Regions from separate parts of the Homo sapiens genome. Here region 2 is linked to region 1. A link is a loop called in an ENCODE intact Hi-C map of the cell type or tissue named here. Cell type or tissue: transverse colon. All regions are shown on one strand. Each heading gives the region's core, and the rest is flanking DNA. Links, peaks and the distances in the headings are about the cores only.

Region 1 (12,784 bases), core at 3,123-11,122:
CTGTTTAGTTATCTCCTATATACCCCCGACACTGCCAGGTCATAGTAGATTCCAATGAAGTGTAAGATATGATACCTTACTTCAGAAAGCATCAATGTTTGTTGACAAGAAAATCTTGTACGTAGTAGAGTCGTAGATTATTAAAACAAGTTTTGGTGGTGTTGAGTTTTGGGAACAGATGATCATTGGTAGGGCTTCAGATTGACTTGGGTTTTCCCAGAAGGTATGATGTGGGCTAAGCTTTGAACAATGGCTTTACGGACTGAATGTTTCTGCCCCTCTCCCTGCCATTCCTATTTCTAGAGTTGAAGCCCTAACCCTAAGCATGGCTGTATTTGGAGATGGGGCCTTTAAGGAAGCAACTAAGATTAAATGAGGTCATAAAGATGGGGTCCTGATCTGATATGATTAGTGTCCTTGTAAGAAGATATACCAGAGGGAGACCTCCCTCTTCCTCTCTGCCATGTGAGGACATAGCAAGAAGGTGGCCATCTACAAGCCAGGAAAAGAGCCCTCACCAGAAACTGAATTTACCACAACTTGATTCCAGACTTCCAGCCTCCAGAACTGTGAGAAAATATTCTGTTGTTTAAGTCACCTCATCTGTGGCATTTTGTCGTGGCAGCCAGGGCTGACCAATACAGATTGGTAGGATTTCAATAGAAAGAAAAAGAGAGAGCATTCAAGATGGGTAAAATACAAACACAAGCCTGAGACCAGCATAAACATGGCATGGGTGAGGGACAAGAGGAGAGGGTACATGTTAGAATTGCGTACTGGGCCAGTGGTTTCTGGGTGTGGTATGTCCCATTCTTCTGAATTGTGGCTTGTTGACCAATAAAAACCTGTAAAGGGCAGATTTAGGAAGCATAAATACATTTGCTTCTAGAAAACAAAGCAAATTTATTTGAGTTCTTTGTAGATTCCGGATATCAGCCTTTTGTCAGATGAGTAGATTGCAAAAATTTTCTCCCATTCTGTAGGTTGCCTGTTCACTCTGATGGTAGTCTCTTTTGCTGTGCAGAAGCTCTTTAGTTTAATTAGATCCCATTTGTCAATTTTGGCTTTTGTTGCCATTGCTTTTGGTGTTTGAGACATGAAGTCCTTGCCCATGCCTATGTCCTGAATGGTATTGCCTAGATTTTCTTCTAGGGTTTTTATGGTTTTAGGTCTAACATTTAAGTCTTTAATCCATCTTGAATTAATTTTTGTATAAGGTATAAGGAAGGGATCCATCTTCAGTTTTCTACATATGGCTAGCCAGTTTTCCCAGCACCATTTATTAAATAGGGAATCCTTTCCCCATTTCTTGTTTTTGTCAGGTTTGTCAAAGATCAGATGGTTGTAGATGTGTGGTATTACTTCTGAGGGCTCTGTTCTGTTCCATTGGTCTATATCTCTGTTTTGGTGCCAGTACCATGCTGTTTTGGTTACTGTAGCCTTGTAGTATAGTTTGAAGTCAGGTAGCATGATGCCTCCAGCTTTGTTCTTTTTGCTTAGGATTGACTTGGCAATGCGGGCTCTTTTTTGGTTCCATATGAACTTTAAAGTAGCTTTTTCCAATTCTGTGAAGAAAGTCATTGGTAGCTTGATGGGGACAAACAACCCCATCAAAAAGTGGATGAAGGATATGAACAGACACTTCTCAAAAGAAGTCATTTATGCAGCCAACAGACACATAAAAAATGCTCATCATCACTGGCCATCAGAGATATGCAAATCAAAACCACAATGAGATACCATCTCACACCACTTAGAATGGCGATCATTAAAAATACAGGAAACAACAGGTGCTGGAGAGGATGTGGAGAAATAGGAACAGTTTTACACTGTTGGTGGGACTGTAAACTGGTTCAACCATTGTGGAAGACAGTGTGGTGATTCCTCAAGGATCTAGAACTAGAAATACCATTTGACCCAGCCATCCCATTACTGGGTATATACCCAAAGGATTATAAATCATGCTGCTATAAAGACACATGCACACGTATGTTTATTGCAGCACTATTCACAATGGCAAAGACTTGGAACCAATCCAAATGTCCATCAATGATAGACAGGATTAAGAAAATGTGGCACATATACACCATGGAATACTATGCAGCCATAAAAAAGGATGAGTTCATGTCCTTTGTAGGGATAGGGATGAAGCTGGAAACCATCATTCTCAGCAAACTATCAGAAGGACAAAAAAAAAAACAAACAAAAAAGCAAAGTATCCCAAGGACAAAAAGAACACCACATGTTCTCACTCATAGGTGGGAATTGAACAATGAGAACACTTGGACACAGGGTGGGGAACATCACACACTGGGGCCTGTCGTGGGGTGGGGGACAGGGGGAGGGATAGCATTAGGAGATATACCTAATGTAAATGACGAGTTAATGGGTGCAGCACACCAACATGGCACATGTATACATATGTAACAAACCTGCACGTTGTGCACATGTACCCTAGAACTTGAAGTGTAATAAAAAATAATAATAAAAATAAATAAAAAATAAAATAAAATAAACCACAAAAAAGAAAAAAAGAAAACAAAACAGTTTTCCTTAATTCTTCTTCTTCCATTTCTAGGAGATATTTTATTTTACCCCTTTATGCAATTAGAGATATACCTTCCCTGAATTAGAGTATCACATTGTAATATCTTAGAAGTGTAGAAATCCTGAGGTTATCTAAAATGCAAATTTCATTAAAGTAGGATTTTTTGTTGGTTTTATTTACTGCTGAATCCTTAAGGTCTAGCAGACTGCCTGGCGAGTAAGAGCTTACTAGACCTTAGTAAGGGCTCAGTGAGTACTTGAAGAAATAACTAAAGGAAAGCCTGGCTTCCGACACAATTAAGAAATATCTGGCTCCTGTGCTGGGACTCAGTTTTCAGTCTTGACTTTAAAGCTTATCAGTTTGGGACATATCATCACTTGTAACTCAGCTTTCCTATCTTTAAAATAGAAGATATTAAAACATAATTCACTTATCCCAAAAAATTGTAAGGATTAGTTATCCTTCAATGTATTATAATTTATTTAATTACTGTGTATTAGACTTTGAGAATATTATGTGGATTTATCCTTCAAAGAACTTAGAGTCTAATGGAGAAAGCAGAAACAAACAAACAAAAAACAATTGTAGAGCCATGTGGTAGCTGCTATGGCAGTGACATTTTTGTCCTGCTATGAATATTCTCTACACAGCAGACAGAGTAGTGAGCCTTCCAAAATCTAAATCTGATCATGTACTTCCACTGCTCAAAGTTCTCCACTGTTTCCTTTATCTTTAGAACAAAAATGCAAACTTCCTTCCTTGGCATGACATGCTCTGCCTACTCAGATTATATCTCCCACCGTGGTCTGTTATATTCATGGCTCTCAGCCATACTAGCCTGTGTTGCTTTCTGAAGATACTAAGCATTTTATTGCCTTGAGGCTTTTTTTTTTTTTTTTTTTGGCAACTGTTACCATTACCTGAAATTCTCTTCCTATGACTACCTGTGATTCTAATAAAGCAAACTTTTCCCATCTCTTCACATATCACAATATAAGCTCCTCAGTTTCAAAGACTGCTTTCTTCACTGCTTTATCCCCAGTACTCAGAATAGGCCTGGCACATGGTAGGTGTTTAATAAATATTTGTTAAGTGAGTGATTGAAACTCCAATTTAGTGGCATTTCAGATGGAAGTGTCAATTAATGCATGTAACTGGACAATAAGCATTTTTAATACAAAAATCAACTAGGTGGTGCATGGTGGCTCATGCCTGTAATCCCAGCACTTTGAAAGGCTGAGGCGATTGGATTGTTTGAGGTCAGGAGTTCGAGACTAGCCTGGCCAACATGGCTAAACCCCATCTCTACTAATAATACAAAAATTAGCCAGGTGTGGTGGCATGTGCCTGTAATCCCAGCTATCTGGGAGGCTTAGGCAGGAGAATCACTTGAACCTGGGAGGCAGAGGTTGCAGTGAGCCGAGATCACGCCACTGCATTCCAACCTGGGGGACAGAGAGAAAATCTGTCACACACACACACACACACACACACACAATCAATTAAATTAATAAAGAGCTATACTTTCAGCTTCTGTTTGAATGCCTGAAATCATAATAATTCCCTAAAAGGCAGTGAATCCCACCTTTAGGAAGAGCTAATGATTTTTAAAAACTGCCTTCAGCACACAACTCAACAGCAAAAAACCAAACAACATCAATACAAATTGGGCAAAAGACTTAAGTAGACATTTCTCCAGACAAGAGATACAAATGGCTAACAAACACATGAAAAGATACTTAACATCACTAATCATTAGATAAATCCAAAGTAAAACCACAATGAAATACCATTTCACTCTAATTAGGATAGGTACCATTTAAAAAATAAAAATAAAAAATCGATGAAATAGCAAGTGTCAGTAAGGAATGATATGGTTTGGCCATGTCCCCACCCAAATCTCATCTTGAATTCCCACATGTTGTGGGGGGGACCCAGTGGGAGGTAATTGAATCACGGGGTCAGGTCTTTCCTCTGCTGTTCTCATGATAGTGAATAAGTCTCATAAGACCTGATGATTATGTAAGGGGGAGTTTCCCTGTACAAGCTCTCTTCTCTTGTCTGCTGCCGTGTGAGACGTGCCTGTCACCTTCTACCATGACTGTGAGACCTCCCCAGCCACGTGGAACTGTGTCCAATAAGGCTTTCTTTTGTAAATTGCCCGGTCTCAGATATGTCTTCATCAGCAGTGTGAAAACGGACTAATATAGGATTTAGAGAAATTTGAACCCTTTTGCTCTGTTGATGAAAATGTAAAATGGTGTCACTATAGTGGGAAATAGTATGCTGGTTCATGAAAAAATTACCATAGGATCCAGAAATTCTATTCCTGGGTATATACTAAAAAAAAAATGGAAAACAGAAGCTCAAATAGATATTTGCACACCCATGTCGATAGCAGCATTATTCACACTAGCAAAAAGGTGTAAGCAACTCAAGTTCCCATTGAGGAATGAATGGCAAAATAAAATGCAGTAGACACATATAATGGAATATTATTCAGCCTCAAGAAGGAAAAAAATTCTGATACATGCTACAATGTGGATGAACCTTGAGGACATTATATTAAGTGAAATAAACCTGTAACAAAAAGTAAAATATTTTTGTCCAGTTTCAATTATGTGAGGTACCTGGAATAATCAAATTCATAGAAACAGAAAGTAGACTGGTAGCTTCCAGGGTTAAGGGAAGTGGGGAATGGAGAGTTATTGTTAATGGTCTCAGAGTTTCAGTTTCGGAGGATGAAAAAGTTCTGGATATGGATGGTGGTGATGGTTGCACAATGTGAATATACATAATGTGACTGAACTGTACATTTAAACGTGGCTAAGATAGGCAATTTTATGTTGTGTGTATTTTAACACAATTTAAAAAACTGTGTTCAGCTAAAATATGCCAGTCGGAAAATGTTATCTGAAGGACCTTGTTTTATTCCTCTGGTTACAGGAGGAACCTCTTAAGATATTAATTGAAACATTTGAAGGCAGTAATCAGTGATTGAATCAGGAAGTTCCAAGTCATCTATTTTCCCGACTAATCTTCCCCATTCGAGTGCCTGTCATCTTTCCTACTTGAGCTGGTTTCTTGGTTGCTGTTCTCTGTCTGTCATCCAATTCGGGAATGCCAGAGACCCAGAGCTGCTAGCAGTGTTCAATGGGCAGCAGGTAACTTTCTCAGTGTTTGTTTCATGGAAATGTTAATCAACCTTGAGACATTATGGGGTATTTTCAGAAATGATGAGTTTTGTGGTCACAATGAGCTAAACAGGTTTTTTTGTGTTATTGTTTTTGCAGGATTTTCCAGAGCATGTAATAGGCGAATGTGCATGGTCAGTTTCCAAGAGCAGGACACAGTATGAAAGCGGCTCTCAAACATTTTTGATTGCAGCCTTTTTCTCCACCTCAAGACAGTGAAACATTATTTGGGAAAATTTTCACTAGCGTATTGCTAACTGCTGCATTTGCTGAGTTCCATCAACTCATGAGTTTTTATGTGTGTACTCAGAGCACAAGAATTGTTTCTGGATCTAGGCTATGGTGCTTTTCAGTTCTTGGAAATAATTTCCCTGAAATGTCCTCTGAGAAAGTCAAGAATTTCCCTGAAATGATCTCTGAGAAAGTCAATGTGATTTCTTTTGGTATGGTACAGAATATGCTCTGTACGTATAAGAGACACTGCCACTCAAAATAGGCCCAGTGCCTAGCTGCAAGACTTAAAGTTGAGTTACATCATCTCATTTGAGTGCCACAAATCATGCATTGAATTTTTCCAAGGCTCTGAAAGCACACAACTTTCATATAATACAAGTCTACATTTGCTTATTCAAAATCCCAAATTGCCAGATGTGTCTTGTAATTTGAGATTTTCTGAATCTTAGAAATGTAATATAATGCCTCTACCACTACATTATCACCCCAGCAGGGTCTGAAGACACACCTTTTAAATAAATGCATCAATATTTGTTGAATATTCATACTTTGTAGGATAAATAAAAACTATAAATAAATATATCAGTCTATATCAGGTTTTATTTTCAAAGGAATTTCAGTGACTCATTTACTAAAAACTAACTTTGGGTTTCAGACTATTTTGAGTTTTGAAATAGAAGCTAAAACACTATAGGCACCCTAGTGAAAACCAAGCTGGGTTAATTAATGCTAACAGACTTTTGCTAACATCAGGTCTTAATATTTCTCAATGTTCTGATCTTTGGAGGAACAGTGGAAAAATTCCCAGAGAAAAAAATACTTAAAGGAAAAGAGATGGAGTAATTTCTCTTAAATCTACTTTCCCTGGCCCCTCCTGCTTGAATATCTCTAATATATTCTTACTATGAACTAACTTATTTGCTCTAAATTTCCAACTTTCAACAAGAAGGTGAAAACCTCCAACTTAATAGAAAAATTAGGCTGTAAGGATCCTAAGGCCATATAGCAAATGTGGGATGGAAGACTGACAATGAAATTTCCATGAGTGAGTATCATCTAATCTATGGGATAAGATGGGTTATGTTATGTTCTGATACATATGAGAGCCAGAGCTGGAAGGCGTGACTATGTCACTAAGCACCATGTGACCTTTGGTGAATCCCATATCCTTAATGTTTCAGTCTCCCTGTCTAAAAAATGAAAATTGGACTATCATTTTACGGTCCATGTAGGATCTGTAATTAAAACAGCTTTATTCACTACCAGGTGAATTATCGGTGTGGTAGCAAACAGCTAACGATGGCATCCTCTAGTTTCTGGAGGATATCCTTCAAGAAAAAAATGCTACCCTGAAAGACACACATGGAAATTCATTTCCTCTCTCCTTTTGGACATTTTATTCTACTCATAGCATATTGAACTATATATTAAATGTCTCCAATAAGGATTTCATTTAGATTTAATATGTCAGAATTGTAAATGTTAATGAAATGCCAAAAGAGTGATTAACAACATATGCTTTGAAGTCTCTCAAATATGTAACCCCCCAGAAATTTTATAAGAAAAATGTCCAGACATAGAACTTTACCCTGCAGTTTATTTTTTTTTTCAGAGTCAAAATATCTCTCAAATGCTCAGTTCTGAACTAACAGAAAAACAGCAGGAGGATAAAAAAAAAACAAGGCTGAATTTCAGTCACACAGATCTCAGCAAGAAGCAAAAATAAACTCTTTAAATGATGTTCCTTTTGCACGGCTCCCAGAGGCAGGTTTGGTAAGAAATAGTTTGAAAGTATACATATTCATTCCCACTTCCCCCAACCTCTACTTTGCCCTGCTCTGTCTCTGTTGATCTTGTAACTTTTTCCATGTTAATTAAAGATTCCTGGGACTTCACTCTTTTTTTCCCTTCTCTGGGAGCCACCTAAGAACACAAATATTGAAACAGTAGCAGTCAGCTAATTTTGCATTATTCTAAATTAAGGAAAATATTCTAATTTAAGGAAAACTTCTAGATCACCTAGGAGTTTAATGGTTCAAGCTCCCCCTTTATCTGTGGAATCTAGAAAAAAGCAGTGACTGTCTGTTGACACAACTAGTTTGTAACAAAGCTGTGGTGGATCATAGGTCTAAGACCAGTACAGTTGTCCCCCAATCCCCCATGCTACCCTTTCATCCCAAATTAAAATAAGACAGTTTCCCTCGTAACTCACCAGTGCAGTAAATCCCATGCTATGGCATAGAGTGAGACAGCTTCAACCATGACATGAGCGTTATGTAGTTGGGGTGGGGGGGGGTCTTACAAGTTCAGCAGCTGAGAAAAATTAAGGGGAGAATTGAAAATTGTCTCCAGCTGGGCGTTAGCATGTGCTAAACAGGGTTTTGATGTTAAAGGGTTTTAAGTGCGTGACTGGTACACCTCAGGGCAAGGCCCACTCTTCCCCGAGAATCTGTTCTTGCTTTTCTTTCTTTTCTTGTCTAATCAGTCCCATTCAGTTTTCAATTCTCTTTCTCACTTTGCAAAGTGCCAGACAAATTACTGGTATCCTCTATGAACCTCTGGTTTCTTTTTTGTTTTTGAACTCATACCCCCTTAAGAATATTTCAGGGTAAGCATTGCTCAAAACACATTTTATAAATTTTTAGGAACATAATTAAAGCAAAGACCTTTGTATAACTTTTATGACTCTTGATGTTCCACATTCTAATTCTCTTCGGGATGTGCATATTTTCTTAATGTTGTCCTCTTATTGTTTCTCCGAAACTCTTTTTACTCTTCAGTTTCAACAACATATCTTCTGAACTATAGGTTGTTTTAAATATTAGGATTATCAGTACAAACTTGGTGATACTCAACTGTTTCTGAATGACAAAGAGGGCAACTTCATTCGGTTTAACCTAATGTTTTGTAAAGCCATCTGGAATACACAAAGTCTCATCTGAGCAGAGACATTTTTTAAAGTAGAGAAACTATGTAGAAAAACCATGATCTTTACTGAACATTATAATGTAGAAATTTAAATATTTTAAGAAAATTTTTGTTTAAAATGTATTTTTGTGGTTTGCTTATGGTAGGTGATATGGTTTTTCTGTGTCCCCACCCAAACCTCATCTTGAATTGTAGCTCCCATAATTCCCATGTGTTGTGGGAGGTACCCAGTGGGAGGTAATTGAATCATGGGAGTGGTTTCCCCCATACTGTTCTTGTGGTAGTGAATAAGTCACATGAGATCCATGGTTTTTATAAGGGATTGCTTTTTTTGCGTGGTTCTCATTCTCTCTTGTCTGGTACCATGTAAGATGTGACTTTCACCTCCTGCCATGATTGTGAGGCCTCCCCAGCCACATGGAACTGTAAGTCCATTAAACTTCTTTTTCTTTATAAATTACCCAGTCTCGAGAGTGTCTTTATCAGCAATGTGAAAATGGACTAATACAGTAGGAGTGATATATGTCTCAGTTTCAACAGTCTCCAGGTTTTGCCTTTTGCTCGGCATCCTAGCTAGTTTAGCATTAGCTCTGGATTTTTTATTCTCTAACAAAGCATTAGTATTAATGGTTGCACTAAACTGATAGGACCACATTGTTGGGTTGAGTTTGGGAGACCTCCACTTTGTACCCAAGGGTTCTGCTGTGAGCTCTTCTAGTCTATATGAGACTCACACATAGTGAAAGGAGGTCTCAGCTTGACATGTAGTTAAGGCCCTCTTTCTGGATACAGCTAATTAATGCTTCCATTTCAAGGGAGGAATGCCAGATGCTCAATGATATAATAAAGCGTGTTTAGATACGAGCAGTGTGGGGTAGCTAATTCTTTCTGGCCGTGAGTGGAGCTGGGAGAAGCTCTGGAAGTTGCTGTGCTCATGGACCCTTGCTTCACTAGCCAGTTGTGACATGGCCTGAGAGACGTGTGAGGCTGTCAGGCTTCCAGTCAGCAGGATCGACCGCAAGGGTGGGAAATTCTATTAGACGGACATGATATAGAAGCCAAGCAGTCCTGTACACTCTACAGCGTATAGAGAATGGAGTGAGTCGTGTGCATGATTTTGCTATGGTATTTTTGCTACTTATTGTATGGTATAGATCTATAGCCACTATTTCATTGCTTTGTAATACTTTTTTATTTTTGCAATAAACCCTTTTGACAGAAATAAGTTAAAAAATAATCAAAATGCCTGTTTAATAACAGTTTAAGTACTAAGTTTTCATTCTCAAGAAAGTTGGTGATGACTCTGTAACTTGCACCAAGTATTTGTCCAGGGGCACCATCTACCCCGGAGGCTGTGGTGCTCTCACTGACCACATAGAAACAAGAACACACAAATCTGCTGAAGTGGCATCAGCATCTCCTAGAAAATTAGTAGTTATTTTAAGAAGATGGTACCTGAAGACAATAATTTAGTATCTGTAGTTCTAGAAGGTGCTTTTTACGTATAATGCTTGAAGCTTGACTTTTCATGTATGGTTTTAAATGGCTGTTCTTCCAATTTAATTTCTTTTTGTTTTTAATTCCAAGTTTTTCTGCAGGCATAATACAAAAACCAAAGTAATAGCAACTATTGTGTTGGCCCCATGTAGAGAATAAAATATTCACTAGCAGTTACATGTTGCCAATTTTATATTAGTATATTCTACCAAGTTTCTTATCTGAATGACAGAAGACAAAAATGTTATTTGAGAGATATTTTCTCAATTCTGCCAAGATGGTATATAAGGAATACTATTCTCATGTGCACAAGAAAAGTTTTTGATACATATAATGAATGCCTTAGAGCATTAGAGCTAATAGGTAAATTTAAATTTTTTGTTATAAATTTTAAATATAAAAAAATATAAATAAAAAGATGTCCTTTTCTACCTGCCATCAATTTTACAAATGTTTAAATTTTATATTAATTGACCTGAATGTCTTATAAAGTTATTACATGGTTTTTTATAAATAAGTTCTCTGAAATTTAATTGTGTTTTGGTCCAAGTCATTTGGGAATCTTTCTTTAATTAAAAAAATTTTTTTTTTGAGAGAGGGTCTACTTTTGTGGCCCAGGTTGGAGTGTGTTGGTTTAATCAAAGTTCACTGCAGCCTTGAACTCCTGGACTCAAGCAGTCTTCCTGACTCAGCCTCCTGAGCATCTGGGACTACAGGTATATGACACCATGCCTGGCTAAGTTTTTAAATTTTACCATAACTTTAAATGATTTGCATACAACAAAACTTTACCTTTTGAAGATTTTAGAAAACTGCAATTACTAAAAACAAAATTTGCAAGCAGAAATATCTTGAAAATAAAAAATACAGAAGAGGAACTGACTTTGAATACAAATGCAGGGGCTTACCTGGTCAAATGAGACTGAGAGCTCAAATAGAAGCTCTAATTCTGAAATTCAATGGAAATTTGAAATATACCTATTTGGGGGAAGATTTTTTAAATGGAACTTTTATTTTTAATTAGATGCACTTATATTCTCTAAAAGAATGGAATTAAGTTGAGATGACTTATAATTTTACAGCATTTACATTCTGTGAGACATTGAAAAATTATAAATAGAGATATGTTATTTGAAAGGTTTGAGCCTATAAAACATTTGTCAAATAAAGTAATTTGGGCTGGGTGCATTGGCTCCCACCTGTAGTCCCAGCACTTTGGGAGGCCGAGACAGGCTGATCGCTTGAGCTTACGAGACCAGCCTGGGTAACATGGCAAAACCCTCGTCTCTACCAAAACGAAAACGAAAGTGAGAACAAAAACAAAAACAAAAATTATCCGGGGGTGGTGGTGCGTGCCTGTCATCCTAGCTACTCGGGAAGCTGAGGCGAGAGGGTGGTTTCAGCCTGGGAGGCAGAGGTTGCATTGAGACTAGATTGCACTCCTTCACTCCAGCCTGGGTGATAGAGCCAGATCTTGTAAAAAAGTAAAATAAAATAAAATAAAATAATTTGGTTGGAATCCAAAAGCAGAAACTTTAAGAATCTTTGAGCTGAAATGCTTACATATTTCCTTGTAAAAAAATTAGAATTAAGAATATCCCCTCTTTAGCAGAATTTGTTCTTAATTCCCCTAAGCACTTACAGTGTTTTCTCAATAAAAAGTAAAATGGGCTAAAAGAAGAATTGATAATGCCAGTAATTACAAGTTGATGAAATGAAAATTCAGCTTTTAAGCAGATTGTAGAAAACTTTAAGGAAAAACTGAAAAATAACAGTACTAACTTAATAAAATATATATTCTTCAAAAAAATACTCCTGACACAGTTTTAGAGGCAGCTATGACTAATAAACTGATTAAAGTATATAAATATATGCCAAGTATATATTACTTTGCTTATGTTTTTAATATTCAGAAAATTAATATAAAGTTATCTCTATCTTTATTTTAATTAATTTATTTTTTGAGATGAGGGTCTTACTATTGCTCAGGCTGGCCTTGAACTCCTGGGCTCAAATGATTCTCCAGCCTAAGCCTCCTGAGTAGCTGGGCTCACAACATGCACCACCGCCTCCGGCTAATATAAAGAAGTTTTTTAATTTTTGCTTCAGTGCATATAAATAGATGATATTTTTGTCTTTTAGAAAGATTTTTTGGAAGTCTTTTTTAATTGAATTATGTTTACATATCTACCAATATTATACAACCAATTATTAAATCAAGGCATAACCTGTGGAACAATTTTCCTCTTCCTTTCCAATGGGCTATGTTCTCCCCTTTCTTCACTGCCATTTCCAGCTTGATCTGACCCGGAAGAATTTCTCTGAACCTTTTATCCATTATGGAGCATCCATCATCTGAATCACATACTGCCTGTAGCTTTCA
Region 2 (12,784 bases), core at 3,093-11,092, 49 kb after region 1:
GCTGTGTATGTAACAAATTCATGTACAACTTCTAGTAGGTAATTATTTTATATCAACTATGGAGAGGGTGTGAGAGATATGGAAAGTGTCTACCATCAGTTTAGATAGGTGAGAGTTTAAACCATGGTGGCAAATGAGGTCTCGAGGGAGCCTGTGTATGTGGAGCAATTAGAAGAGATGACCAAAGGCCATGGGATCTCGGATTTGTAAAGATGTAATGAAGACACCGAGAGGAGGTAACCTGGGGGGTATTTCAACCTGGCCTTTTTCTATGTGCCAGGAGTCGTGGGTTTGTATTTGCTTTTTAAGGATTCCCACAGTTCTAAGGGGGAAATGCAGAGTGAATGGAATTTTAAGCTGAGAAATTAAAGACCTGAGCCTGTCTACTGGGCCTCAGAATAGAACCTCCACCGATGACCTTTCCTCTTCAAGCCTTCCGTACCTTTCTGGGGTAAAGTTATTTGACTACATGCTGCCTCGCAGAGTGTTTTCAAGGATAAATGAGATAACGTCTGTAAAGCCCCTGGAGAGGAAGCCCCAATCTAGATAAACACACCCTCTGGTATTTTTAGCCCCAGAGTGCTGGGTGTTCAGGATATGCCATTTAGCAATTCCTGGAGCCTTGAAAAGGAAAGAGAAAGGGGCGTTGTGGGGCCAGGATCAGTGGCATACAACAAATGTTTTTCGAGAAATCCCTCCCACCCTAAGTGTAAGAATCCACGTCAAAGGAAACAAACACCATGAGTAGATAAAACAGGAAGGTGACAGGTTTGCTTGCTTGCAATCAAGACGGGGGATGCCAAAGGGCTAGTTCTGGCTGCTGGCTCACTCTGAGGGGTGGGGGTCCAATGGCTGGCTCCTCCACTGATAATGAAACGAGGGTTAAGCAACTCTCTGTCCTGCAGAGAATGGCAGGAAACATCTTCATCACCCATGACTCCTTGAGAGAGTAGTGGGGTTTGGGGAGGTTGCATTTCCTTTCAAGATTCCAGAAAGGGTGCTCACACCCCCAGGGGCATGAATGCTGGCACGCTGACCCAACACAAGCAAGGCTGCCAGATGACCATGGGGTCCGGCCCGCCCTTCTGTCCCTATCTGCTTCATAAGCACAAAGCCCTTCAGAAAGTAACAACAGGAACCTTGGAATGATAACTCACTTGGAGAAAGGTCTTACAAGAGTTCATCGAGCTGCTTCATCAATGCTCTTTTCTTCCTTTCCATTCTGTAGGGAGAATGTTTATCTCTCAGTTTCATGTTATGGGCCTAATCTCTTTATATATGGAAAGGGAATAAAGTTTGAGTATCTCCTATGCTCCAGGCTGTGAGTTAAACATTTATATGCATCATGTCATTTAAATCTACATTTAACTCTACTCTGCTATGTCTATATTCTTTCCACAACTGTCCTGTTAAACTCAGAAACCAAAACTGGCACAGAGTTAAATCAGGGTGCCTGTATCAAGCTGCTCTGTCCCAAGTATCCAAACTGATTCATAGTAAGATTAATAGGAGAATGTAATTTTATTTCACCCTTGGTCATCTTGTTTTTATTTTCTTAAAGCAGATAGAGTGTGCCCTTTGTAGACACCCACTGAGATATGTAGACTTGCCTTTTAGGTAGTGTAGGATGAGTAATTGACTGTGAAGTTCGTATCATGTTCTCCTGGGCTTCTTTTTTTGTTTGTTTTTGAGATGGAGTCTCTCTTTGCTGCCCAGGCTGGAGTGCAGTGGCACGATCTCGGCTCACTGCAACCTCCACTTCCCGGGTTCAAGCAATTCTCCTGCCTCAGCCTCCCGAGTAGCTGGGATGACAGGCATGTGCCACCACGCCCGGCTGATTACCCCAGGTCTTCTTATGTTGAGTGGTTTAGTACCAGACCAGAAATCACTTGCAAAATGAAGAATTGGGAGAGATACAATTTCCTTAGAAGATGGGAAGGTTTTAATCAAACGAAGTCGTGAAACATTAGCTTTACCAAGAATTCAGTTCTCCTCATTAAACAAATGGAGCAATTGGGAACTGGGTGAGCTCAAATTCTCACAGCCTGCTGAGGGTAGAACTCGATTTAGAGTCCAACCCTCCTCACCCACAGCCTCATCATATTCTCCTTTATGTATATCATATTCCCTATATCTCCTGTTAGCTGATCCTCCCCCTTTTCAAAATATTTTCCCCTTAAACAATGGAAAGGGTCTGTAATAGTGCCTTCCCATGGAAAGTGTGCATAAGCATCTTGAATGAACAACTACACACCTAGAGTCATTTTACTCAAATTGTCTCTCAAATCTCTGGCTAGCTCTTCCTATTAAAAAATTTGGATTTGAATCGAGTTAGTTCCGACAGTGTAGACAGTAATTCCCTTGAAGTTACACAATGAAGAACAACTACTCCTTCTACAAAATGTGCCTTTTTTTTTTCTGTCTTCTCAGGGTTGTCCCTCATTTGGGGAATATTAAATATTACAGTTGCTATCAGTGCAAGTAATCACACCCCCATTGACAAGTCTCTGGCAGTGAATGCTTCTTACCAATGGAGAATTAGACAAAGTGACAGGTTTAATTCGCAGCAGGACAAAAAGGTGTTGAAAGTGTGAAGCGATTGTGCTCTGGGAGACACATCAATTACTTCCCTGACAGCCTGAAGGCAGTGGAGAAAGGGCTTTGTCTATGCCTAGAATATTACCTCCTTTCATCGTTCATCCCAGCTTCGATGTTCTTCATGATGTGAAGGTGGAGGAAATCAAGGTGCTTTCTTCATATCTGAGTATGGAAATTCCATTTCTGTGAAGTTTGAAAATGATTGGGTAGAAGTGAACTCCTAATGTGAAAAGGAAAGAATAACCCTTGCATTAGCATGCCCTTGGTAACTTGAGTCTCTTCAGTGAACCTCACCAACGTTCATCAGGACAGAGGGAATTATCAGCCTATTGAGTGGAAAGGTTAAATGAGTTTTATCATCTTCTCAGTAAGATGACAATTCTGGTGTCAGGTTTCATTTTGGTGATGAGTATCACTGTGGGGAGGGACAGCAGCATGCCCACGGCCTCTGGGGCCGCCTGCCTGAGGGGCAGCCGGGCAGAAGGACGTTGAGAGGGAAGGTGATGAGTTGGGGAGGGAGGCAGAAGGCACATTGTGCTCTCTGCTCCAGAGGGATGGTCTCTGCTCGCATGAGAGTGTCTGTGAGTTGCGTTGAGTTTCAGAACAACCTCTGCCAAATACATTTATGTCAATACAAATTTATATCATCCAACACAACACTACCATGAGTCAAGCCAATATGGAGTTCAGAACTCTTTTGTAAAAAAAATTAAATTTGTTTTCTAATTGCTTTTGTAAGGGAAGGGATGATTAAGGCTTCATATAACCAGACTCCATAGCTGATATGCAATAAATTTATGTTGAGTGAAAGAATACTAATTGAACATAATATTGTAGAATTTGATTTCTTCCTTAAGACCTTGCTACTCCAACTGTGCTCTGTAGATCACTAGCATCCCATTATCTGCAAAATTGATACAAAAAAATGTGAAATCCCAGGGTCCACTCCAGACAGATTGAATCAGAATCTGCATTTTATTAACAACAAATTCCACAGATAATTACACATCCATTAAAGCTTCAGAAGCACTGCTGTAAAATGCAATGCCCATAGTTGGATGGTTTCCACCAGGTGAATAGTAATATCTTTCGTGTTTGTTAAGCTTAATTATATTTTTTTTAAAAAGCTCAGATCTGGATAACTGGAAGAAGTATATAGCACAAAGCCTATTCATATTTTTTCTAGAAAAAATGTAGGTTTTAGAATAATTTCGTGATAAATCTCTCATTTCTACTTTTATTTGTTGTTGTTTTTGTTTTGTTTTGTTTTTTTGAGACGGAGTTTTGCTCTTGTTGCCCAGGCTGGAGTGCAATGGCACACTCTCGGCTCACTGCAACCTCCACCTCTTTGGTTCAAGCGTTTCTCCTGCCTCAGCCTCCTGAGAGTAGCTGGGATTACAGGCATGCGCCACCACGCCTGGCTAATTTTGTATTTTTAGTAGAGACAGGGTTTCTTCATGTTGGTCAGGCTGGTCTCAAACTCCCAACCTCAGGTGATCCACCCACCTCAGCCTCCCAAAGTGCTGGCATTACAGGCATGAGCCACCGCGCCTGGCCTTATTTCTACTTTTAAATACTACTATTTATCTATCAGCGTGCCTGAGTCCCTTAAAAGGTTTTGAGCTCTTGGAAAGTAAAGATCATATATCAATAATTCCTGTATATCCCTACAATTTTACATGGAATAACTACTTTTAAAATGCGTATTGAATAGACAATCAAACTTCTAGGTAAAAACAGATATTCTGTCTCATAAACACTGAACACTCTCTTCAAAACACAAATCATAATTCATAATTATATATTTCAGTGTCTGTTTCCTTAATGTCTTCTTCTACTAGATAATAAATTATATGAGAACAAGTCAAGGTTTGTCTCATTCACTCTTGTATTGCATTTGCCAAATTGAAGAATGTGTAACGGTAAGTTCAGGTGTTTCTAATGCTTAACTTAGCCAAATCAACAGGTGCTTTCTCCTTTGAGAAAAATCTTATTTACTTTATACAAGAATAATTATAACAATTGTCAGTTTCTGCCTGCTTCACTGCTTAGCAGATTGAAAATATCTATTACCTCCAAAAGGGGCCTAATTTGGACTTCCCTTGCTCCATCTACCTTCTCCCTCAGAAGGAAATTGTTTTCAATTCTCCATAGTAGAAACTCTCAGTTTCAAGCTCCAAGAACTATCAGTTGTTTTTTTTTCTCACTCTCAGAAGTGCCTTCCTCAAAGAAAGTCATACAGTGCCCACCCATCTGCAGCAGAGCCTCAGTCCCCCAACTTTTCTGCCACCCAACAAATAAGTGTAGCGCCCATCTGTCTGCAGCAGAGCCTCAGTCCCGCAACCTTTCTACCCCAAAACAAATAATGCATCTCCCCTTTTGTTTTTTGTTGGCACACAGCACGTCCTCCTGCCCGGGGCTTTGGTTCACACTGCTCTGGTGTGTGTGCATGAGTATATGTTGCTCTGTGTTTTGTGGTGTTTCTTTAGCAGCCTCTACCATTCTGTGGGTGTTTTCTCGATCCGAAGTGGAACCACTGAGTCTATGACACCCGCTGCTGTTTGTGCAATTCTCTGCAAAAATGGCTTCAAGTGTTACCTTGCCTGCTCCACTTCGGGGCAACCACAATGATGAACAGGCACGAACTTCTTGACGCATGCACTTCACCTCCCTGACAGGGCCCGATAAGATCAAATAGCAGGGCTGCAAGTGGTCTGACAGGCTCGTTGTGCCATGTTCAGAGAGCAGAGGTGGGTGAGCTGAAGGCCCCTGCCACACTCCTGCCACGGGGGCTTGCTTGGGCTGCAGTTAGCCCCGGGAGGGGCTGACCTCAGAGGTGGGAGGCACAGTTGAGTTTCCAGAAGAGTCGATGGGTGCATTTCAGGGGTAGAAATCAGCCTAGAAAACTTTCCTTTCTAGGGCCTAGGTTTCTTCCTTTATCTTGTCACTGTGGTTGTTTATTTCCCTCCTTGGTTATTTCTTCCCCACAAATCACTATAATAAGAACAATTTCACACGGAGTGAGCATTCACATGGAGTCAGGTTCTTTGCCAAGTCCTGTACATGTTTCCTCTAAGCCACCTCTCTGCTCTGAAAACAGTTCCCTCTCTCTGCTTCTGAGCTCATGAGGGGAGTCACTCAGGTGTCAGCATCCAAACCACAGGGAGAACTCGTTGACCGACCCCACGGCCTGGTTCGGGGGGCGGTGCATGTGGTGATATCTCTGATAGGCATTTCATGTTTTCATCTTTCATGTAATAAGGATTCCTTGTGACTCAAAGGAGAAAAGAAACCCTCGACTGGGACGGATTAGCTAGTAATCGTGTTGTGAGCAGGGATTATTAGGATCTAATCTTTATTGCAAAAGTCATATTCAGTGAACTCTGAATGGCCTGATGGTTCAACACTCACTATCAGGAGCCTGAGAACACGCAGCATGAGGATCCTGTGGAAATCATTTGTATATGGGGGCTGCTATAAGATCTAGTGTTGGTCTAGTGGCAAGGAAAAGAAAACTGACTGGATCCAGGATATGCAACAAGTCAGTGGCACAACTAGCAACGAAAGAAAGGTGCCGGGGCAAGGGAATTATTTTTTCCATAACTCTATAAAAGACACCTATTCACAAGAAGACACTACTCATTTCATTTCTTTCCAGAAAGGTGCTGAAAGGCAAAAATTACCAAGGGGCAAGCCGAGAAAGCTCTAATAGAGAAATGTCATTATGCTCCAGGTTCCTTAACTTTTAATGAAATGTTGCTGGTTCTGTTTCACAGGTAGAGAATTGAAGCCTCTCAGAGGTTAAGGAGCTTGCTCAAGGTCACTCAGCAAATAAGTTGTGGAGTTGCAAGGGGAAATGCTGCCAGTTCTGACAGTCTCATCCACACTGCCTCCTCCTGTCTGAAATGCAAAACAGGCAGATGAGGCTCCAGCTCAGATTCATGAAAGCTCATAACCGGCCTTAGTGTCTCTGGCTGTCCATATTCCCAGCCTGTGAACTGAGCCCTCTTTCCTGGAGCCTGTTTGGGCTGGGAAGCTGTAGTCATTGCTTGGCCTTTCTCCTTAACCACAGATGGTTGGCCCAATATAAACTGCTTATTGTTTTTGTTTTTGTTTGCTTTCATCTCCAGAGTCAGGGAAATGAGTGCTCCTGACATTACCTTGTCAGTAACTATGAAAGCACCCTCTGCCCATCTTCAAGTTCCAAGGAAATCCGACAACCATTATAGCAGCCTTAGTGGCAGCAAGAATAAAATCAAGAGTCCACAAACCAGGCAGAAGGATCATCCAGTTCCCAAAGTCAGTCAAAGCAGCAGGAGGAATGACAAAGTTCTGGCAGGCCTGTGGGACTGCTTACAAGATTTTGATACCCCAGAGCCCAGGAAGGTGAATTTAGGGATGCTTAAGGAAGCTGCTGTGCCTAGACAACCCTGGCTCATGCGGGAAGGGCAATTCTGGCAGAAGGGAGCCCTCTCATCTCAATCTGTCTGTGTTGCCCCCTTTTTTCCCACCCTGCTTTGGGCTCTCTGTGTCAGCTCTCAGTTGACCTGCTTCCCTTCTTCTAGTCTGGCTGGAGCTGCTAACTCAGTGCTGCTCAGAGTGGCTTTGGGGCACTGGTTATCCCTGTTGGAACAACAGCTTTCAGACTTTATTAAGTACCTAAGCTTCCAACCCTGAGCAGCAAGCATACCATCTCCAAACTTCAGCATCCCGGCTTCCAAAGCTCCAAAGACTAGACCAGCCCACTCAAGGTCATGCCATCCTCCAGGGAACTGTTTGCTTGGCCAGAAATCACGAGTGAGGAGAAAAATGAGAAGAGAGCGTGGGGGCATCAGCAAGCCCCCACATTCTTGTCTTCTTCTAAACACCAAACTTGTTGCTGTCACAGTTTCCTTTTCTTCAATAAAGAATAAGACAGGAGCCACTTACATACACATCAGAAAACAGAGTCACCTCACGGTCTCTCAGAGGCCACCAGTGCCTCTCTCCTCCCAACACTCCTCTCTTTTAGAGGTGTTGGAAAAGTTGACTCAGTCATATAATCTTCTTACATTTAGAAGTTTAGTTTGAATCATCTTAGTGTTCCATCTTTATTAAGAAATGTTGAGCTGCTGGCTGGGCGCGGTGGCTCATGCCTGTAATCCCAGCACTTTGGGAAGCCAAGGCGGGTAGATCACTTGAAATAGGAGTTTGAGACCAGCCTGGCCAACATTGTGAAACCCTGTCTCTGCTAAAAATACAAAAATTAGCCGGACAAGACAGTGCACGCCTGTAGTCCCAGCTACTTGGGAGGCTGAGGCAGGAGAATGACTTGAGCCTAGGAGGCAGAGGTTGCAGTGAGCCGAGGTCATGCCACTGCACTCCAGTCTGGGTGATGAGAGTGAAACCCTGTCTCAAAGAAAAAAAGAAAAAAAAAAAAGAGATAAGAAAAGAAATGTTGAGCGTTGAGCTGCTAATTGTGCAAGTTTGCTCCTAAGGATAGTGGCCACTTCAGGTCAGGATGGTCTTATTTTTTTCAATCACACTCTTTCAAAGATGGGGAAACCCTTAGAGTCTTTCTCTTCCACCTCTCCCATTTTACAAGTGGGAAACTGAGTCACTGAGAAGTAAAGTGCTGTGGCTTTCATGGAGGAAACAGGACTCACTTCTAGCCTCCAAGTCCCCAGCCTGACATGCCCATGACCACTGTTTTTTCCTTTTTATTGAGTGTAGCATCGACACAATAAGGTTTTAAAGCTCAATGCTCTTGTCACATTTTCTTGCTTGTTGTTCTTGTATTCCATTACAAATCTGACCCTGACCCTTTTTGAAAGGGGTCATTCAAAGAGGGTGAGGAAGGAGAGGGAAATGAGCTTGGGCATGACCTAATCAACTCATGGTTACTAAGTTTCTCAGGAATGGAGCCTTTTTTCTAAGGTAGAGAAGTGGAAGTGAAAAGAAAGTGGGAGCCACAGAGAGAGGATCTGGGGAAGGGGTGGGGGCCTGACGACACCATTAGTTCTGGGGTTACATACACTCCCAGTGGTCCTCGCTGAGCCCCGAAGCCTAACCAGAGCACAGTCATGAAGCAACATCCACCTACAAAATTGGTGGCCTGGAAATTCACACACAGATTTCATTCCATTATTGATGAAAGAGGTAGGAAGAAAGAACATAATTATTAGAAATAACTTGAAGAAAAGGTGGTTCTTAAATTTTAAAACTTATTAAAAATAAAGTGCCTTGCCCACCTCCCAACTCCAGAGATTCTGATACAGTTTAGTGTGGAGGCCAGAAATATATTTTTCTTGTTGTTGTTTATGGTGAACGTCTAGTCCTCCATTAGTGGCTTAAAAAAAATCAACTATTTTGGGAAATCATTTTAGAGCTACAAAGAAAGTCACACAGACAGTATTGTGAATTTAGTATACCCTTCACCTCCATTCCATTTCCCCTAATTTTAATTTAAAAAATTGTGGTAAAATATACATAATATAACATTTACTATTTTAATTATTTTAAGTGTACAGTTCAATGGCATTAAGAATATTCATTCACATTGCTGGGCAACCATCACCATCATCCATCTTTTATCTTCCCAAATGGAAACTATGTAGCCATTGAATGATAACACTCCGTTCTGTCTTGGCAGCCATCATTCTACTTTCTGTCTCTATGGATTTGACTCTGTTAGGTACCTCATATAGATGAAATCATGCAATATTTGCCCTTTTGTATCTGGCTTGTCTCACTTAACGTAGTGTCTTCAAGGTTCATTTATATTGCAGCATGTGTCAGAATTTCATTCCTTTGTAAGTCTCAATAATATTCAATTGCATGTATATACCACGTTTTCTTTCTTCATTTGTGTGTTGATGGATATGTGTATTGTTTCTACCTATTGACTATTGTGAACAATGCAGCTATGAACCTGGGTTTGCAAATATCTGTTCAAGTCCCTGCTTTCAATTCACTTGGTTAAATACCCAAAAGCGCAACGTTAATTTCATACACAATTGTGGAACATTACTATTCACTTAATTTTCGCATACTATTCACTTACTATTTACAGACTTTATTCAGATTTCACCAATTTTTCCACTAAAATTTAATCTTAAAATAAGCACTCCAGGAGATTCTGGTTCACAGATCAATGTTTTATAAACATTATTTTTTAAATGACAGATTGTGTCCAGGAAGCAGTGCCATATGTTGGAAAGTTGACCTAGGACTGAGGTTCTGTACACTGAATCTGGAACAGGTTCGAAAGCAGCCAGTGGAGATTCACTGCCTTCCACTGGGCCTAGTTTTCTCCATCTTTCAAAGAGAATGGTTTGAGAATTATCTGGAGTCTTCTAGAGAAAAGAAGCTCTAGAATGTAAAGTTGTTCTCTAGGTAAAAGCTTTCCAGACAGCTGCTGACAAAAGAGAAACTGGCTAGCACTTCTGAACTCTCTTAATAATTATATTATTATTAATTTGCATAAAAGAAGCAAGATTTCAACTAAATGGCAATGGTTCTAGGATTCTTTCACAGTAGTGTTAATTCCTTATATAAGGAGCATGGGAGTATTTTTCTGTAAGAATCAGCCTGACAGAGCCCTATAGAACTGAGCCTCTGAAGACGTGCACTGACCAGCACAGGGAAGAAGAGTTAAAGATCTCTAAACATGTGAAACGGCATTATTAATACTGCTCCAGGCATATGGTATGTTTCAGGAACCCTTTTAAGTTAGTCTTCTCATGTGGAAGATTTGGGAGCAAATGCGAAATGAACCCATGGGAACATCTTTATGACGCTGCTTTGGATGCAGCACTGAAGTGTGCCTTTCATGGTAGAAGGATGTGAAACCATAAACGGGAGACTGAAGATACTCCAAGGAAGCATTAAAACAAGGAAGCAGGCAGGGCACGGTGGCTCACGTCTGTGATCCCAGCACTTTGGGAGGCCAAGGCAGGCGGATCACGAGGTCAGGAGTTCGAGACTAGCCTGACCAACATGGTGAAACCCCATCTCTACTAAAAATACAAAAATTAGCCAGGCATGGTGGCACACACCTGTAATCCCAGCTACTCAAGAGGCTGAGGCAGGAGAATTGCTTGAACCCGAGAGGTGGAGATTGCAGTGAGCCGAGATGACACCACTGCACTCTAGCCTGGGTGACAGAGCGAGACTCTGTCTCAATGAAAAAAAAAAAAAAAAGAAGAGAAAAAAATAAGGAAGCAACGGTAATTCAAAGAGAGGGGAGGGCCTGGGCTGAAATCTGGTTTGGATTCTATTAATCTCAGTGACTTGGGAAAAGCCCTAGAGGGCCCTTAACAAAGGGAGAGGCAGTCATGACCTCGGCACCAGCATCTTGGCATCTTTTCAGAGAGGTGTCAAATCCTGGGGACCCCCTTGTGGTAGCCCTGACTCAGAAGGAAACATACCAGCTACTATAGTACATCATCGCATACCACTTCCTGAAGGGCTTTGGGTTTTCCCTAGAAGGCTATATTGCTATGTGCAGGTCCTGCCAGGAACAAGCTTGAGCTCAATAGCTAAAGGGGGGAGCGGGGGAAGAAGCAGAGCAGAACGTACACCTTTTGTGGTGTGTTTACTACATATACATACAGACTTGCCCCCACTCACAGTTTATTATCTGTGCCTTATAATCCATATATGGAAGATAGGCATGGAAGTAGAGAAAAACAAAATGGACCTTTAGAAGGAAGAGGGAAATAAATCAGTCAACGGCCTAGGTCAGCCTTTCCCAACTTTGTGAGCTTTGAAATAGCAGATATTATGCAAAGGCAGAATTCTACAGTCGGATAAGTTTAGGAAAGATTGGATAAAACAAATTCGAACAGTATGAAGATTTCTTAAAGAACTAAAGGAAGAATTACCATTTGATCCAGCAATCCCACTGCTGGGTATCTACCCAGAAGAAAAGAAGTCATTATGTGAAAAAGACACTTGCACATTTGTGTTTATAGCAGCACAATTTGCAATTGCAAAAATATGGAACCAGCCCACCAACAAATGAGTGGATACAGAAAATGTAATACATATGTGTGTGTGTGTGTGTGTGTATACCATGGAATACTACTCAGCCATAAAAAGGAACAACATAATGGCATCCACAGCAATCTAGATGGAGTTGGAGATCATTATTCTAAGTGAAGTAATACAAGAATGAAAAAACAAACATTGTATACTCTTACTTATAAGTGGGAGCTAAGTTATGAGGACACAAAGGCATAAGAATAATATAATGGACTTTGGGGACTCAGGGAGAAGGGTGGGAAGGGGGTGAGGAATAAAAGTCTAACATTGGGTACAGTGTACACTGCTCAGGTGACAGGGGCGCCAAAATCTCAGAAATCAACAATAAAGAATCTATCCATGTAAAAACCATCTGTTCCCCAAAAGCTATTGAAATAAAAATAAACAAATACATAAATATAAACATTTATTATTAGATCTCTTAGAATTGTTAATATACTGATGGAATTGTACATTTATTTTCTCACATTTATGTCATTAAACAAATGTTTTTAAAATCATCGTGCAGTAGAACTCTGTGGAGCACCCTTTGGGAAACACTGAGCTACTTGCTTGAGCAGTACCACTTCCTGAGCTTCTTGGCAGGCAAGAAAATTAGAGAAACATGATGGGCTATTGTTTTTTAACCAGATATAAGCCTATCATTTTTTTTTAGATTCTAAGTTGTAAATAAATTTTTGGATTAGTTATGTACTGCAAAGAGTCATTGAACCACATAATGACACACAATAAACTATCTCTTTAAAAATGGTTTAATTATACATGTAGAATAATTTTGTATGTTTTTATTTTTACTGTATCAAATATTGGGTATGAGACATTTTGCATCGGGAGAAGGGGAGTAGGCCTGTTGCTTTCTGATAGTCTAGTTAGATAGAAATCACTAAATTTAGAATACCTTGAACTTCTTTTCCTTGAACGCAAATTCATTTATCTATGAATAAGCATTATGATTATGACTGCAGTTGAAATACCCTAATTTGACTTTCGAGTCTCCAGCAGGATCCATAAACTGCTTCTCAATTGAAGGAATTTCCATAAGCTTTTGATACCAGACCTGCATATTAGCCACTTTGGATATTTTGACATTTGAGAAGGCTGGTCTCTTCTTTCACCTAAACATAAGCTCTTCCATCTCTTCCAAAGACAAGTCCCAGGGCAA

Evidence for each region. A loop is a pair of places that touch in the nucleus more often than their neighbours do. Peaks named below come from ENCODE experiments on the same cell type or tissue, not always from the same donor. Only the 100,000 strongest peaks of a DNase experiment are listed, where the experiment ranks them.
Region 2: it touches region 1 in a loop (4-fold over the local background); 6 of 110 quality-filtered maps call a loop at or near these places.

Annotation. Positions count from the first base shown.
Region 1 is chr11:128,366,731-128,379,514 of GRCh38, reverse strand. LOC124902788 (a long non-coding RNA gene) reads left to right here and starts at 5,501. Exons shown (of 2, transcript XR_007062947.1): 1 at 5,501-5,712; 2 at 5,842-6,556. RefSeq lists an enhancer at 11,702-11,791. In transverse colon, for the core only: no CTCF peak of the experiment used is centred there; no DNase peak of the experiment used is centred there.
Region 2 is chr11:128,317,276-128,330,059 of GRCh38, reverse strand. All of the region lies in intron 1 of LOC124902787 (a long non-coding RNA gene), which reads left to right. Among named protein-coding and RNA genes, the nearest start is that of LINC02098, 110 kb to the right of the region's middle. RefSeq lists an enhancer at 4,702-5,836. In transverse colon, for the core only: a CTCF peak has its summit at 6,495; DNase peaks (open chromatin) are centred at 5,229, 6,528 and 10,979; H3K27ac peaks cover 1,686 bases.